Regions from separate parts of the Homo sapiens genome. Here region 1 is linked to region 2. Evidence: read pairs that join two places in POLR2A ChIA-PET (ENCODE). Cell type or tissue: Panc1. All regions are shown on one strand.

Region 1 (8,000 bases), 210 kb after region 2:
CCCAAAACCAAAGCCCCTCACTCAAAGGGGGACAGTGGAACCACTCTGTGTGTTTCGAGGGTCACAAAGCTGCTAGTCAGGGCCCCGGGGGTGCCCTGGAGATAAAGGAAGCAGCTAAGCCAAGATAAGCTAAGCTCCAAGAAATGCTCTGGGATGTGTTATAGATGTTTAGTTTTGATCTTTCTATTCTCCATTTCATGAATTTGAAAAGTTTTCAATAAAATGTCCCTTTTTTTTTTTTTTTTTTTTTTGAGACAGGATCTTGCTCTGTCACCCAGGCTGGAGTGCAGTGGTGTGATCTTGGCTCACTGCAACCTCTGCCTCCTGGGTTCAAGCAATTCTCCTGTCTCAGCCTCCCGAGTAGCTGGGATTACAGGTGCGTGCCACCATGTCTGGCTAATTTTTGTATTTTTAGTAGAGACGGGGTTTCACCATGTTGGCCAGGCTGGTCTTGAACTCCTGACCTCAAGTGATCTGCCCACCTCAGCCTCCCAAAGTGCTGGGATTACAGGCGTGAGCCACCGCACCTGGCCAAAATAGCCCCCCCTTTTTTTTGAGAGAGAGAGAGGGGGTCTTGGTTTGTCACCCAGGTGGTTGGAGTGCAGAGACGCAATCTCAGTTCACTGAAGCCTCGACCTCCCAGCTTCAAGCAATTCCCCTGCCTCGGTCTCCTGAGTAGCTGGGATTACAGGAGCACACCACCACACCTGGCTAATTTTCTGTATTTTTTGTAGAGACGGGGTTTTGGCATGTGACCCAGGCTGGTCTTGAACTCCTGAGCTCAAGTAATCTGCCAGCCTCAACCTCCCAAAGTGCTGGTATTACAGGCATCAATCACCACGCCCAGCCTATACTGATGTTTTTTAAAGTGGAACTTTGATACTGAAATAAATGCTAAAATACTAATGTTGGCCATGAGTTGGGGCTGACGCCTGTAATCCTACTACTTTGGGAGGCCAAGGCGAGAGGATGGCTTGAAGCCAGGAGTTCAAGACCAGCCTGGGCAACATAATAAGACCCAATATTCTGAGTCTCTACAAAAACTTTAAAAATTAGCCAAGGTGGTGGTGTGCCTGTAGTCCTAGCTACTCTGGAGGCTGAGACAGGAAGATCACTTGAGCCCAGGAGTTTGAAGCTGTAGCAAACCATGATCGTGCCACTGCGCTCCAACCTGGGCGACAGAGTGAGAGCCTCTCCCTAAAAATATAAAATAAAATAAAATACCAGTGTTGTCATTTGGCTGAGATACCTGCCGAAAGCACATCTCACTGGGACATGGCCACAGATTTCTAAATGAGGCCACTCTCATCTTCGAGATGTTTGATCTCTGAGGTGCTCATGCAGTTACCCCAGAATAGAAGCCGGGGATGGAGACATTTTAGTCCATGCAAGGCTCTGGATGCTTGTTGGTATGGTTTGGATCTGTGTCCCAACCCAAATCTCATGTCAAATTGTAATCCCTAATGTTGGAGGCAGGGCCCGGTGGGAGGTGATTGAATCATAGGGTTGGTTTCCCCTTTGGCGCTGTTCTCGTGATAGTGAGGGAGTTGTTGTGAGATCTGGTTGTTTAAAAGTGTGTAGCACCTGGCCGGGCGCGGTGGCTCATGCCTGTAATCCCAGCACTTTGGGAGGCCGAGGCGGGTGGATCACCTGAGGTCAAGAGTTCAAGACCAACCTGGCCAACATGGAGAAACCCCACCTTTACTAAAAATACAAAAATTTGCTGAGTGTGGTAGCGCCTGCCTGTAATCCCAGCTACTCAGGAAGCTGAGACAGGAGAATCGCTTGAACCCGGGAGGCGGAGGTTGCAGTGAGCCAAGATCGCGCCACTGCTCTCCAGCCTGGGTGACAGAACGAGACTCCGTCTCAAAAAAAAAAAAAAAAAAAAAGTGGGGGGAGCACCTCCCTGACCCCTCTTCCTGCTGTTCCAGGCATGTAAGAATGTAAGATGTGCCGGCTTCCCCTCCGCCCTCCGCCCTCCGCCATGATGATAAGTTTCCCGAGGCCTCCCCAGCCATGCCTCCTGCACAGCCTGCGGCACCGTGAGCCAATTAAAGCTCTTTTTATTATAAAGTAGCCAGTCTCAGGGATTTCTTTATAGCAGTGTGAGAACGGACTAATACTTTTGTGTTAGAACTTTCTGTGGTTGTCCTGGTCTTACTTCTATTTTTAAAATTTCTAACACATACCATTTCCCAACTGAACATGTGAGTGGTGGATAAATGTAACCCATTTTTTTTTCTTTTTTTTAGACAAAGTCTCCCTCTGTTGCCCAGGCTGGAGTGCAGTGGGGCAGTCTCAGCTCACTGCAACCTCTGCCGCCCGGGTTCAAGAGATTCTCCTGCCTCAGCCTCCCAAGTAGCTCGGATTACAGGCACACACCACCACGCCCAGCTAATTTTTGTATTTATAGTAGAGACGGCGTTTTGCCATGTTGGCCAGGCTGGTCTCGAACTCTTGACCTCAGGTGATCCACCACCTCGGCCTCCCAAAGTGCTGGGATTACAGGCATGAGCCACCACGCCCGGCCAATGTAATGTAAAATTAAAATTTCAACGGAAATAAATTACAGGCTCAATTGTTTTGAGAGTTTTTGGTTTTGTTTATGAATTAATTCTAGTGGAAGCAAATAGTATTGATTCAAGCTTCCTTTTGAAATGCTAACAGAAATCTGGGGGTATATTTCTACTCTTAAAGTCTCTAATAGGCCGGGTGTGCTGGCTCACGCCTGTAATCCCAACACTTTGGTAGGCCGAGGCGGGTGGATCACCTGAGGTCAGGAGTTCGAGACCAGCCTGGCCAACATGGTGAAACCCTGGCTCTACTAAAAATACAAAAATTAGCCAGGCATAGTGGTGGGCACCTGTAATCCCAGCTACTCAAGAGGCTGAGTCAGGAGAATTGCTTGAACCCAGGAGGCAAAGGTTGAAGTGAGCCAAGATCACACCACTGCCCTCCACCTTGGGTGACAGACTGTCTCAAAAACAAAATAAAATAAAAATAAAAAGTGAGTCTGTAGTAAGTCTTAGTATTAATTTAGTTGTGTTTTTTCCAACATTCTTAATTAGTTTTAGGAATGTTGAATTGATATAATACTGAAGTAATGAATATCTACACTTACTGAAATGAAAACGATCTGAATCAAAGAGAAATACTAGACTGGGCACAGTGGCTCACACCTGTAATCCCAGCACATTGGGAAGCCAAGGAAGGAGGATTGCTTGAGGATAGGAGTTTGGGATTAGCCTGGGCAAAATAGCAAGACCCCTTCTCTATAAAAAAATTCAAAATAAAAATTAACCAGGTGTGGTGGCACACACCTGTAGTCTCAGCTACTTGGAAGGCTGGGGCAGGAACCTTGGGGATTGCTTGAGCCCAGGGGTTCAAGGCTTCAGTGAGCTATGACTGTAGCACTTCACTCCAGCCTGGCGACAGAGGGAGATCCTGCCTCAAAAAAAAAAAAAAAAAAAAAAAAAGATAAATACTAATGCTAGCTATCATTTTAAAAACTGGTAAAAACCTTAAAAGGACATGTTTATCTCTATTTGCCCTTGCAGAGAAACAGTCTCATAATCACAGGGTATTACATCTGAGGTATCACATGTCCTATGTCTTCACTATCCTCTAGAGAGAAGTTAAAATTCCTCATTCTTTTCAGATAACTGGTTCTCAATGAGGCTGACAAACTGGACAGTCCAGACCTGCACACTCTGGAGCTGATTCCAAGAGGGCTGAGGCCAAGATGGATAGATCATTGGATCTGGGGAAGGAGGGAGATGGAGGAGTGGAAGTGTGAACAGAAGAGAGGGATGGGGAAGGTGGCTAAGCTGGGGGCGCCTGTGCAATGTAACGTGAGGTCTGATATGATGACAGATAATAGGGTATAACAAAAAAGGGAAGCTAAGAAAAAGCAAATGGTCTCCCTGTCTACTTCACGTTCTTCTTCCTCTTGTTTCCTTTCTGTTTCCCTTTCTCTTTCCCTTCCCTTTTTGTTCCTTCCTGAACAATTCAGTTCTAATATCATGAAGGGTTGGTAGAGCAAGGTAGGTGTCTGTCTTAGTCCGTTTAGATTGCTTTAACAAAAATACCATGGACCGAGTGCCTTATAAACGATAGACATTTATTTCTCACAGTTCTGGAGGCTGCAAGTCCAAGATCAAAGTGCAGATTCAGTGTCTGGCAAGGGCCGGTTTCCTGGTTCATAGACAGCATCTTCTCGCTGTGTCCCCACATGGTGGAAGGGGCGAGGGAGCTCACTGGAGCCTCTTATAGAAGGACACTCATCCCAGCTGTGAGGACTCCACCTTCATGACCAAATCACCTCCCAAAGGCCCCCACCTCCTAATACTATGGCATTGGAGATTGGGATTGCAACATGCAAATTTGGGGAGAACATAAACATTCAATCCATAGCAGTGTTGGAGAAGAGAGGTGGCCCAGCGTGGAGAGTCAGAGTCCTGGTGGGTAAGACAGACGGGCAGCAGAAGGCCTGGTGCAGATGACAGAACCCAAGCATGAGAAGGGCATCCAGGCATGGGTGATATGGGTTGGCTGTGTCCCCAACCAAATCTCATCTTGAATTCCCACGTGTTGTGGGAGGGACCTGGTGGGAGGTAACTGAATCATGAGGGCAGGTCTTTCCCGTGCTGTTCTCATGATAGTGAATAAGTCTCATAAGATCTGGTTTATAAAGGGGAGTTTCGCTGCACAAGCTCTCTTCTCTTGTCTGCCACCATGTGAGACATGCCTTTCACCTTCCACCATGATTGTGAGGCCTCCCCAGCCACATGGAACTGTAAGTCCATTAAACCTCTTTCTTTTGTAAATTGCCCAGTCTCAGGTATGTATTTTTATTTATTTATTTATTTGGAGACGAAGTCTCACTCTTGTCCCCAAGACTAGAGTGCAATGGCGCAATCTAGGCTCACTGCAACCTCCGCCACCCAGTTTCAAGCAATTCTCCTGCCTCAGCCTCCCAAGTAGCTGGGATTACAGGCGCCTGCCACCATGCCCAGCTAATTTTTGTATTTTTAGTAGAGACAGGGTTTCACCATGTTGGCCAGGCTGGTCTCGAACTCCTGACCTCAGTTGATCCACCCGCCTTTGCCTCCCAAGTGCTGGGATTACAGGCATGAGCCACTGCGCCTGGCCTCAGGTATATCTTTATCAGCAGCATGAAAATGGATTAATACAATGGGGGAGAGGGAGTCAGCATGGGAGTGAGGGCCCAAGCAGGGTAGGGAAAGCATCCATGTGTGAGAATGGCCTGCAGTGGGATTTCAGGGCCCAGGCATGGTGAGGAGTGCATCCAGGCAGCAGGCAAAGTCCAGCACAGTGCAAGGCAGTCTGTGCCAGGGAGCTCCAGCATAAGGTGAGAAAGGTGTCCTCGCAAGGCCGAGACCTGGCATGGGGTGTCAGAGTTCAAGCAAGGTAAAGGGCAGCTCAGCCTGGGGACTCGGAGCCCAAATGTGGGAGGAGGGGGCCCGTGTGAAGGGGTGGTCTGGTGTGGAAGATCAGAGCCCGAGTGGGGTCAGGAGGGCCTCTGTGCATGTTGAAGACCCAGCACGGGGTGTCAGGGCCAGGCAGGGTGAGGAGGGTGTCCACATGTGGTGGGGGAGAAGGCAGGAGAGACTGATCATCTACAGGGGATTAGTCAAATAAGTCAGTATACTTAGAATAATGGGAGCCATGGTCTCACTGTCAGAGAAAGGAGATACAAATATGAAAAGAGAGAAAACTAGAATAAGTCCTGTGGTACTGGGCTGGAATTGAAGGTATTTTGGTGTGAGTAAAAACATACAGAAATAAACATACTTTTCTTTTTTTTTTCGGGGACAGAGTCTCACTCTGTCGCCCAGGCTGGAGTGCAGTGGCATGATCTTGGCTCACTGCAACCTCCACCTCCCGGGTTCAAGCGATTCTCTTGCCTCAGCCTCCCAAGTAGCTGGGATTACAGGCATGCACCACCACACCCTGCTGATTTTTTTGTATTTTTAGTAGAGACAAGGTTTCACCATGTTGGTCAGCCTGGTCTCAAACTGACCTGAGGTGATCCACCCACCTCAACCTCCCAAAGTGCTGGGATTACAGGCATCGGCCACCGTGCCCAGCCAAACATACATGTTTTTATGTTGTTGTTCTGGCTATCTAGAGGATTGGGAGCAGCAATAGCCCAATCACAGCGAGCACACCTGCTATCCAGATCTTGGTTTCTAAACACCATTCTCCACCAAAAGCTCCTTTGAGAAACGGCTGATTCCAGACTAGACAGGGGAAGCACAGGGTGGGCCTAGAACATGTACCCATCTCAGCAAAAAAGGAAGTGCTCAAAGAATGACTGAGATGTGTCAAAAGGATACAGAAGTCAGCTTGAGGTGGTCACTGAATATGGGAGAATTTGAGTATTAAAATAAAGATGGCAACAGATTATAACCTAGTGGATAAAATAGAAAGCCATGAATCCATACTGAACACATGCAGAATTTGATGAGGAAAGGGATTTTTTTTAGTATCTCCCTCAAGATACATATTCATTAAGAGGCAAAAAGAGCAACTTTACAGTGTAGAAGCTGAGCCAACAAATGCCACCGCATGTGTTATAATACAATAAGAAGACCGCACTACTCCTGAGCTATTCCCACTAAAGATGCATCACTTGGCCCTAACCGTGAGGGCACATCAGAGAAATGAAAACCAAAGTGCAGGCTACAAAGCAAGTGTCCTATTGAAACCACCTTTGCAAAATTATAACTCAGGAAATTATGACACTGGAAGAAATCAGATCTAACCAACTCCATCTTGCTTCTAACCTTTAAGCTGTCCTTGTTCATCCCTGGGCATAGGCCAAACTAACTTTGGGAAGGAATTCAATTCGTGGTTGGACTCTGAAACAAAATTGATAAAACCCCTTTCCCAAAAAGACCCCCTTCTTGCCTGGGACCACTCAGCCTTTGCAGGACTAACAAATTAGCTACAAGATTAGAAATTACTGGCCAGGCGCAGTGGCTCATGCCTGTAATCCCAGCACGTTGGGAGGCCAAGGCAGGCAGATCACCTGAGGTCAGGAGTTCAAGACCAGCCTGACCAACATGGAGAAACCCCATCTCTACTAAAAATACAAAATTAGCCGGGCGTGGTGGCACATGCCTGTAATCTCAGTTACTTGGGAGGCTGAGGCAGGAGAATTGCTTGAACCTGGGAGGTGGAGGTTGCGGTGAGCTGAGATCATGCCATTGCACTCCAGCCTGGGCAACAAGAGTGAAACTCCGTCTCAAAAAAAACCAAACAACAATAACAAAACAAACAAACAAAACAAGAAATTACAGTTTAGGGGTCATGCAGCCTCTGACTCCAAGAGTCTGAACCTCCCCAAATTGCTCCTGGCAATAACATCACTATTGTAAGACCTAAGATCAGTGCTTGAGATATTTTGCAAACCCTGCACTCAGTGGACCAGCTACCACCACCCAGACCAGTAATCTGGCTCAACCAGTTCTGCCATCCCACCCAAGAACAGAAAACAGCAAGAAAAACTCACTTCGACCCCCTGTGATTCCATCTCCATTGCACTCTCCACTTCCCAAGCCCCTACCCACCAAATTATCTTTAAAAACTTTAATCGCCAAATGCTCAGGGAGACTGATTTGAGTATTAACAAAACTCTGGTCTCCCACACAGTCGACTCTGTGTGAATTACGCTTTCTCCATTGTCCATTGCAACTCCCCTGTCATGATCAACCAGCTCTGTCTAGGCAGCGGGCAAGGTGAACCCACTGGACTGTTAAACTATTATCTCCAAAAATGGCAAGGTCATGTAGGTCGAGGGAAGACTAAAGAAGAAGACGTGACAATTCAATGCAATATGTGACCATGGATCTGGTCCTTTCACCATAAAGGACATTATTGGAACAACTGGCAACACTTGGGTGGGGTCTGAGGGTTCAGTGGTGGCAATGAGCCTGTGCTACCTTCCCGACGTCAATGGCTGAGCAGCAGTTATA
Region 2 (8,000 bases):
TTGGTGAGCTTCCAGCGTCAGGTGACGAAGATGGTCAGAGGCCAGATGGCGAGGGACTGCCACACTCACGAGAGCTTTGCCAGATCCACAAAGGGGCACTGGGAGGCAGTGGGCACAGCCCGGGCAGACCCAGGCCCAGCGACGCCTGCACGCAGCAGGCACATGGTGTCCATCTGTGGAATGAACCCTTGGCGGATGGAGGGGGAAGAATGACCCGAACCTCGCCCTCCAGCCCCTAGTCCCTGCCTGTGGAGTCAAAAGGCAGGATGGGCGCTGGCCAGCCACATCAGCTCCAAACTCTTTGAGATTTCAACTTTTGGGGCATTTTACAATCTGAGCATCTTGGTGCCTATGCTCCCTCGAGCCTGTCAAGCAAGTGCTCACTTCAGAGATCACTCCCTGGCTTCATCAGGACACTGCTCAAACGGCACCTCACTACTGAGGCCACCCAGACACGCTGCTGTCGCCCTGTCCTCCTTCCCTGCGCTTGCGCTGCACGGAACCTCAGTGAGCCATGTGTCTCCCTTCCTCTCACATCAGTTCCAGCAGGGCAGAGTGGACACTTACAGCTGGATTCCCAGGCCAACCACTGTCTGCCACACCCAGGCACTCGCTGGATATCTGGAGGGTGGATGAGTGGATAAGAGGATGGGTGGAAGGATGGATGGATGGAGAAATGGATATTTGGATGGGTAGATGGGTGGACATGTGGATGGATGGATATATGGATGAGTGGATATTCGGATAGGTGGATATTTGGATGAGTAGATGGATGGTTATGTGGATGGGTAGATGGGTGGATGTGTGGATGGATGGTTTTGTGGATGAGTGGATATTCAGATGGGTAAATATTTGGATGAGTGGATGGATGGTTATGTGGATGGACGGATGGGTGGATATGTGGATGGATGGATATATGGAGAAGTGGATATTTGGATGTGGATGGATGGATGGATGGATGGATGGATGGATGGATGGATGGATATATGGAGAAGTGGATATTTAGATGGGTGGATGGGTGGATATGTGGATGGATGGATATATAGATGAGTAGATATTCAGATGGGTGGATATTTGGATGAGTGGACGGATGGTTATGTGGACGGATGAATGGGTGGGTATGTAGATGGATGGATATATAGATGAGTGGATATTTGGATGGGAGGATATTTGGATGAGTGGATGGATGGTTATGTGGATGGGTGGATATGCGGATGGGTAGATGAATGAATGGATGAGAGAATAAATGGATGAATGGACAAGTGAATGAATATGAGGCCTTCTGATCCAAAAGACCTGTATACTGTGACTCTACCCTGGGATGCAATGTACAGAATGTATGGTCCAGTTAGACCAGGCTCACTCTACCTCAGCACAATTGACAGCTGGGTCTTGCTAGCTCCTTGCTGTTGGGGCGGTCCTGTGTGCCGTGGGAGGTTTACAGCATCCCCGAGTTGTGACAACCAAAGCTATCTCCAGACTTTGCCAGATGTCTTCCTGGGGGTGGGGGTGGGGTGGCAAAATTGCCCCTGGTTGAGAACCATTGAATTACACCTTTACTTTCAAAAAAAGATTCTTACAAACCTCCCCTGCCCGAGTCCTCAGGAGGGTAACTCAATCCCATGGGGACCTCTCAGCCACCAGAGAGCAATGCCTAGAAACCATAGGCTTTGCCGCTGTCATTTATTATTTTATCACATATTTACATTCCAGTAGGCAGCCAGTCCCCCTGTCCAACAAGGCCCTTTGGTCCTCACTGGTCGGCCTGCTCCAGACCCCCAGGTGCAGGCGCGTGTCCGGAGTCGAGGCTCCGCGATGTCAGACGTTCAGCAGGAGGGGCCGGTGCTCCTCGTCTGCAGCGTCGCTGGGAGGAATTTCATAAATGACAAACAGGGAGGAGTACAGGCAGCCCAGGAAGGACACGAGGCTGGAGAAGTACATCACCCCGTTGGCACTGCCCACGGCCGAGGTCAGGGGCCCCAGGACCAGGGAGACCAGAATCTGAGCCAGGAAGTACTGGCAGCTCAGCAGAGAGATGTCCACGCCCATGCCCCGCCGGGTGCCGTCCGCACTGGACCCTGCAAACTGACCCAGAGGAAGAAACGTGTCAGCGAGACACGCCGCGGCCAGCACGGGGTGACCGAGCTCGGTGTGTCCTGCGAGCCCAGGAGGCCCGAGCGGCCCACACACAGCGGCCTCACATTTTTCAGCGCCAACATGCACAGGGAGTTCAGCCAAGAGTTTAACAATATTTGTGTTCGGAGAGATGACGACAATGAAAAGAATCCATGACTAATGGGGCAGAGGGCTGAGCTCCCACGGGCCGAGGTGGCGGGAGACACTTTCCCCGCTCAGCACTTGAGCTCTTCCCCATCCTCTCACCCAAAGAAAACCAATCTGCCCAGCCAGGCGACCGCTCCACTCCTGCCATCCCCTCCTTCACCTTCATCCAGGATGGGACCTGCCCTACACCCCCAAAGTCCTCTGCACATGACAGCCGCTGGTCCTCTGTCCGAGGCTCCAAGGTCCTCGTGGCCTCCAGCTTGGGCACGTCACTCACTCTCCCTCCCCTGCATGCCATGCTGGGGGACAGTGGCTGAGAGTGTGGTCTGTGCAGAGTGACGGTGGGGAGCGGTGGCATGGCTTTCCCTCACTGGGCTCCCCCAGCACCAGCCGGCCTGCAAGGTGCTGCGTGAGTGGGCATTGCTGTGACCTGGGAGCCTGGGCCTCCCCTGCGGCTTCCCCCCATCAGAAGGGCTGTGCTCAGGGCCAGCCCAGCTGAACTTGTCAGACTCCAAACTCCCTAAAACAAATCAGGCCCAGGCCTGGGGGAGGCAACTGAGGCATGAGATTAAAAGGGAGAGAGAGAAACTCAGTAATCCAGGTCACATTTCTTTTCTTTCTTTCTTTTCTCTTTTCTTTTTTTTTTTTTTGAGACAGGGTCTTGCTCTGTTGCCCAGGCTGGAGTGCAGTGGCACAATCTCAGCCCACTGCAGCCTCAGCCTCCTGGGCTCAAGTGATCCTCCCACCTCAGCCTCCCGAGTAGCTGGAACTACCGGTGCATGCCACCACACCTGGCTAATTTTTAATTTTATTTTTTTAGAGATGGGGTCTGACTATGTTGCCCAGACTGTCCAGGTAATATTTCAATGCAGCATTTTAAGATTTCAAAGTCACTGCAAAGGAAAATTATGGTGGGAACATTATGTGACCATAAAAGGGAAGGAGGCGCTGACCCAGGAAACAGCACAGATGGAGCTCGAAGCCCACAGCTGCACTGCAGATGCCAGACACGAGAGGCCGCAGACTGCCTGACTCCATCACAGGAGACGTCCCAAATAGGCAAGTCCATGGGGACAGGAAGAAGGTTAGCGGTCACCTAGGCCTGGGAGAGTGGGAGGGTCAGAGGGGTGATGGCTGACGGGTTTCTTCCTGGGGTGACAAAACTGTTCTGAAATTGATGGTGGTGATGGTTGTACAACTCTGCGTGTGCTGAAACCGCCGAACGGTGCACATCACACACTGTTAGATGGTGCATATTTCAATACAGCCGGTAAAAGTCTATGCTGAGCAAAATATCAACAAAAATTTAAGGCACTTTATTTATGTATGTATGTATTTATTTGAGACGGAGTCTCACTCTGTCGCCCAGGCTGGAGTGCAGTGGCACGATCTCAGCTCACTGCAAGCTCCGCCTCCCGGGTTCACGCCATTCTTCTGCCTCAGCCTCCAGAGTAGCTGGGACTACAGGCGCCCGCCACCACGCCCGGCTAATTTTTTGTATTTTTAGTAGAGAAGGGGCTTCACTGTGTTAGCCAGGATGGTCTCGATCTCCTGACCTCGTGATCCACCCTCCTTGGCCTCCCAAAGTGCTGGGATTACAGGCGTGAGCCACCGCACCCGGCCTATTTATTTATTTACATAGCCACTGTCACCCAGGCTGGAGTGCAGTGGTGCAATCTTGGCTCAGTGCAACCTCCGCCTCCCAGGTTCAAGCCATTCTCCTGCTTCAGCCTCCCAAGTAGCTGGAATTATGGGCACGGGCCACCATGCCTGGCTAATTTTTGTATTTTAGTAGACATGGTTTCGTCATGTTGGCCAGGCTGATCTTGAACTCTTGACCTCAAGTGATCCATCTGCCTCGGCCTCCCAAAGTGCTGGGATTACGGGCGTGAGCTACTGCGTTTGGCCTTTTAAATGCCATTTTTCCTTTTGCCTCAGACTCCAATATGAGGTGGCTCAGCACTGTTACTGATCCTTTTTTTTTTTTTTTCAAAGTATTACTATCTTTTTTTTTGAGACGGAGTCTCGCTCTGTCGCCCAGGCTGGAGTGCAGTGGTGCGATCTTGGCTCACTGCAAGCTCCGCCTCCCAGATTCACGCCATTCTCCTGCCTCAGCCTCCCGTGTAGCTGGGACTATAGGCGTCCGCCACCACGCCTGGCTAATTTTTGTATTTTTAGTAGAGATGGGGTTTCACCATGTTGGCCAGGCTGGTCTTGAACTCCTGACCTCAGGTAATCCGCCCGCCTCAGCCTCCCAAAGTGCTGAGATTACAGGCGTGAGCCACCGCACCCGGCTGTGAAGTGAAATTTCTATTCATTGTCCCTCTTACTCTTTTTTTTTTTTTTTTTGAAACGGAGTCTTGCTCTGTCGCCCAGGCTGGAGTGCGGTGGCACCATCTCGCCATCTCGGCTCACTGCAACCTCCGCCTCCCAGATTCAAGCGATTCTCCTGCCTCAGCCTCCCGAGTAGCTGGGACTAGAGGCACGCGCCACCATGCCCAGCTAATCTTTTGTATTTTTAGTAGAGATGGGGTTTCACTGTGTTAGCCAGGATGGTCTCAATCTCCTGACCTCGTGATCCACCCACCTCAGCCTCCTAAGTACCTGGGACTACAGGTGTGAGCCACCACGCCCGGACCCCTCTCTTACTCTTAATTTATGCCTGATTATTTTTCTTTATGCTAAATCCATAATCCGTAACGAGATTTCAGCTGTCCTTTTCTAAAGGACGGGTACCATATCCTTTTAATCTGCTTGATAAGGTACTCAGGCCTGTCCAAATAATGAAATGGTTTCGTTGTTATTAAGCCATGCCCAGTATTTGGGCAAAACCAACATCTAATAAATTACACTGTCACCTAATACCCACGGTTGATGGGAAGCCATGAGGAACAAGGGGAGGTGATAAAACCGGCAGGTGGATCAAGGAATAAAAGCCAAGAGAAATCTGAGACCAGAGGGCAAGAAACGTCTAGTCAGGATTCAAGGACAGAACTGAAGTTCCCACAGAAAAAGGATCAGGAGCTGAGCTGGCTATCAGAACCCCTAGTACATGGTGAACTGATCCTCTCTTTATTTAAAATTTTGGGCTGGGTGCGGTGGCTCACGCCTGTAATCCCAGCACTTTGGGAGGCTGAGGCGGGCGGATCATGAGGTCAAGAGATTGAGACCAGCCTGACCAACATGGTGAAACCCCGTCTCTACTAAAAATACAAAAAATTAGCTGGGCATGGTGGTGCGTGCCTGTAGTCCCAGTTACTCGGGAGGCTGAGGCAGGAGGACCACTTGAACCCGGGAGGCGGAGGTTGCAGTGAGCCGAGATCGCACCACTACACTCCAGCACAGGCATCAGAGCAAGACTCCATCTCAAAAAAAAAAAAAAAGAAAGAAAGAAAGATGTTTTTGTTCTCCATGGATTTTTGGCAAGAATTCTGATTTTTAAAAATACTGCATTAACATGTTATCGATCTGGATTGCTGAGTTTTCCGAGCTTCACTGCCTCCCCATAAGCCCCACCCTGAATGGCTGGGACAGGCATCAACAGGAGACCCGGTGGCCTGACAATGGAGTAGGAAGGGGCAGCCTCCCATTCCCCACATCCCTGGGAAGGACAGAGCCTGACCCAGAGCCTGGGTGGGCTGGAGGCTTCTGCTAATGAAGCAATGAGGGGATTACAGGCAGGGGGCACGCCCCAGACTCAGAAGGGCCCCCCTTGGTTTCATGCTCTGTGGTCGCTGTCTTGACATTTTGCACCGGGCTCTGCAGATTGTGCAGCTGGTCCTGGGGGACAGTTCTCAGGTGGGGTTTCTCCAAGAAGCAGACCCGAAGCAAGACAAGGGAGAGCACTTACCTTCTTACTCTGATAGTAATCGCAGAGCAGCGAGTAAGGCAAGGTGCACAGGGTGGAAAATAAAATCCCGTAGGTTATGCAGAGCGACAGGACCACGTAGAGGTTCCTGGAGAGGGTGGCAAGCCCGGTCCCCAGGCCGAAGGCGAGATAGGCGATGAAGTAGAGGGTGCGGACGCTGAGGAACTCCTCCAGCTTCTCCAGGATAGCTGCGGGCCACAGAGAGGGTGAGCAGTGCCACACGGCCAGAGCCTCCGGGGATTCAGCTTCCAGTGCCACCTCCCGGCGGCTGACCTGAAGCTAGCAGTGGTGGGACCCGGCTTGGCAGGTCACTTGCCCCAGACCAGAAAGTACTTCCTGGGGAACCCAGGGGAGCTGAGAGACCACCCCAGTAATTCTGGTGGGTGCCCAGGACAGGGCTGTCTGGATAGATGGCAGGACCAGGGTGTCCTGTTCACACTGGCCCGGGCCAGGTCCCCCAGGGCTTCTGCAGGTGGAGGGGTCTTGGGGCTGTGACACCAAAGGGGCTCAGGGACTGAGGGTCTCGAGTTAAACCTCTGTGTTCTTGTGTAATTGTGGGTACAACAGCAGCCCATCCCGTAGCCAGCCACCATCTTTACACCCCCAAGATGATGTGACAGCATGGATGTCAGCGACGGGGCTCCCTAGAATCAGATAAAATGGGGCCAGTTCCCCACGCCCCAAGGCCACATGGCTATGGGGGAACCCAACACCCGAGGTGCCACCCCATGGACTCACAAGTGAGATCTGACAAATTTCTTCTTGCCGCAGCCCCTCAGTGACCCTCTACTTTGGGGCTTGAACCCACAAAGATGGGGGCAACTAAAATAAAGCAGTTGGCAGATTATGGATCGAAGGCGAAGTCCAGCCTGCAGCCTAGTTTTGTAAATTTAAAAAAAAAATTAATTTAAAAAACCAAAAAAAGATGAATATTTTGTGACACGTGAAAATCACATGAAACTCGTATTTCAGCGAACACAGTGCGGTTTGATTGGCGCTTGGCACGCCCACTCGGTTTCCCGTGTCTGTGGCTTTCGGTGAGGGGCTGCAACAGAGACCGCTGGGCCGGCAAAGCCGGAAATACCAACTCTCTGGCCTTTTGCGAAAAAAGTATGCGGACCTCTGGGATAAAATTTGCCCGGTGCACGCTACCGGCCAGGCCCCATGGGGATGGCACCTCGGCTTCGCCCTGGTGTGAACTCAGCACTGTGCTCCAAGGGTACCCCAGACAGAGAACCTCAAAGTCATCTGGGCCCCTGGCCCCTGCCCACCCCTACGCTCCACGACCACACACCCCTGCCCCCACCTCCCTGGGGACCAGTTGCTCCTTGAATCAAAGTGGGAAGGAGCTGGGGGCTGGTGGACAGCACGCTGCCTGGGTGTGGCCTTGGGGTTCCCCCAGGGCCCCCCACTTCGCCCTCGCTATGGCCTGCCGGTGTAGTCAGGTCCTGACAAGCACCCGTGCCCCCGTAGGCCACCAGCTCTGGGAGGCCTGAGGCTGGTAAGCTCCATTTCTTCAGCCCAGCTCCCCCAGGCCCAGCGCCCTGCAGCCGGGAAAGACAGTGGCGTCCCCCAAATTGGGATGTGGTGTCTGCAATCGTAAGGCCATGAACCTGCCTTCATTTCGCATGCTCCATGGACCCAACCAAAGCTCTCACTGCCGTGCCAGCCTGGCTGGCAGCGGGTACCTGAGTAGAAGGCAGCACTGAAGGCGTAGATACACATGCCCCAGCAGCCCATGGTCACGCCGCTGTTGTACTTCTGATACGCCTCTGATGTGTGCGGGGCCTTGGGGTCCCCCTGAAACACCACCTCGCCCATGAAGTCTGTGTAGAAGAGCAACATCCCC

What was found. ChIA-PET counts read pairs that join two places held together with the same protein. Peaks named below come from ENCODE experiments on the same cell type or tissue, not always from the same donor. Only the 100,000 strongest peaks of a DNase experiment are listed, where the experiment ranks them.
Region 1: POLR2A ChIA-PET joins it to region 2 with 11 read pairs; 4 of 35 experiments call an interaction of 5 or more read pairs at or near these places.

What each region holds. Positions count from the first base shown.
Region 1 is chr1:8,123,170-8,131,169 of GRCh38, reverse strand. ERRFI1-DT (ERRFI1 divergent transcript) reads right to left here. Exons shown (of 3, transcript NR_185980.1): 3 at 4,100-8,000. LOC107984915 (a long non-coding RNA gene) reads left to right here. Exons shown (of 3, transcript XR_001737893.1): 3 at 1,932-2,015. Among named protein-coding and RNA genes, the nearest start is that of LINC01714, 82 kb to the left of the region's middle. In Panc1, no CTCF peak of the experiment used is centred here; no DNase peak of the experiment used is centred here; H3K27ac peaks cover 7,562 bases.
Region 2 is chr1:8,337,832-8,345,831 of GRCh38, reverse strand. It overlaps SLC45A1 (solute carrier family 45 member 1), which reads right to left. Exons shown (of 9, transcript NM_001080397.3): 7 at 7,840-8,000; 8 at 6,134-6,339; 9 at 1,667-2,085. The coding sequence ends at 1,819. Among named protein-coding and RNA genes, the nearest start is that of SLC45A1, 24 kb to the right of the region's middle. RefSeq lists an enhancer at 2,216-2,956. In Panc1, no CTCF peak of the experiment used is centred here; a DNase peak (open chromatin) is centred at 2,261; H3K4me3 peaks cover 774 bases; H3K27ac peaks cover 2,639 bases.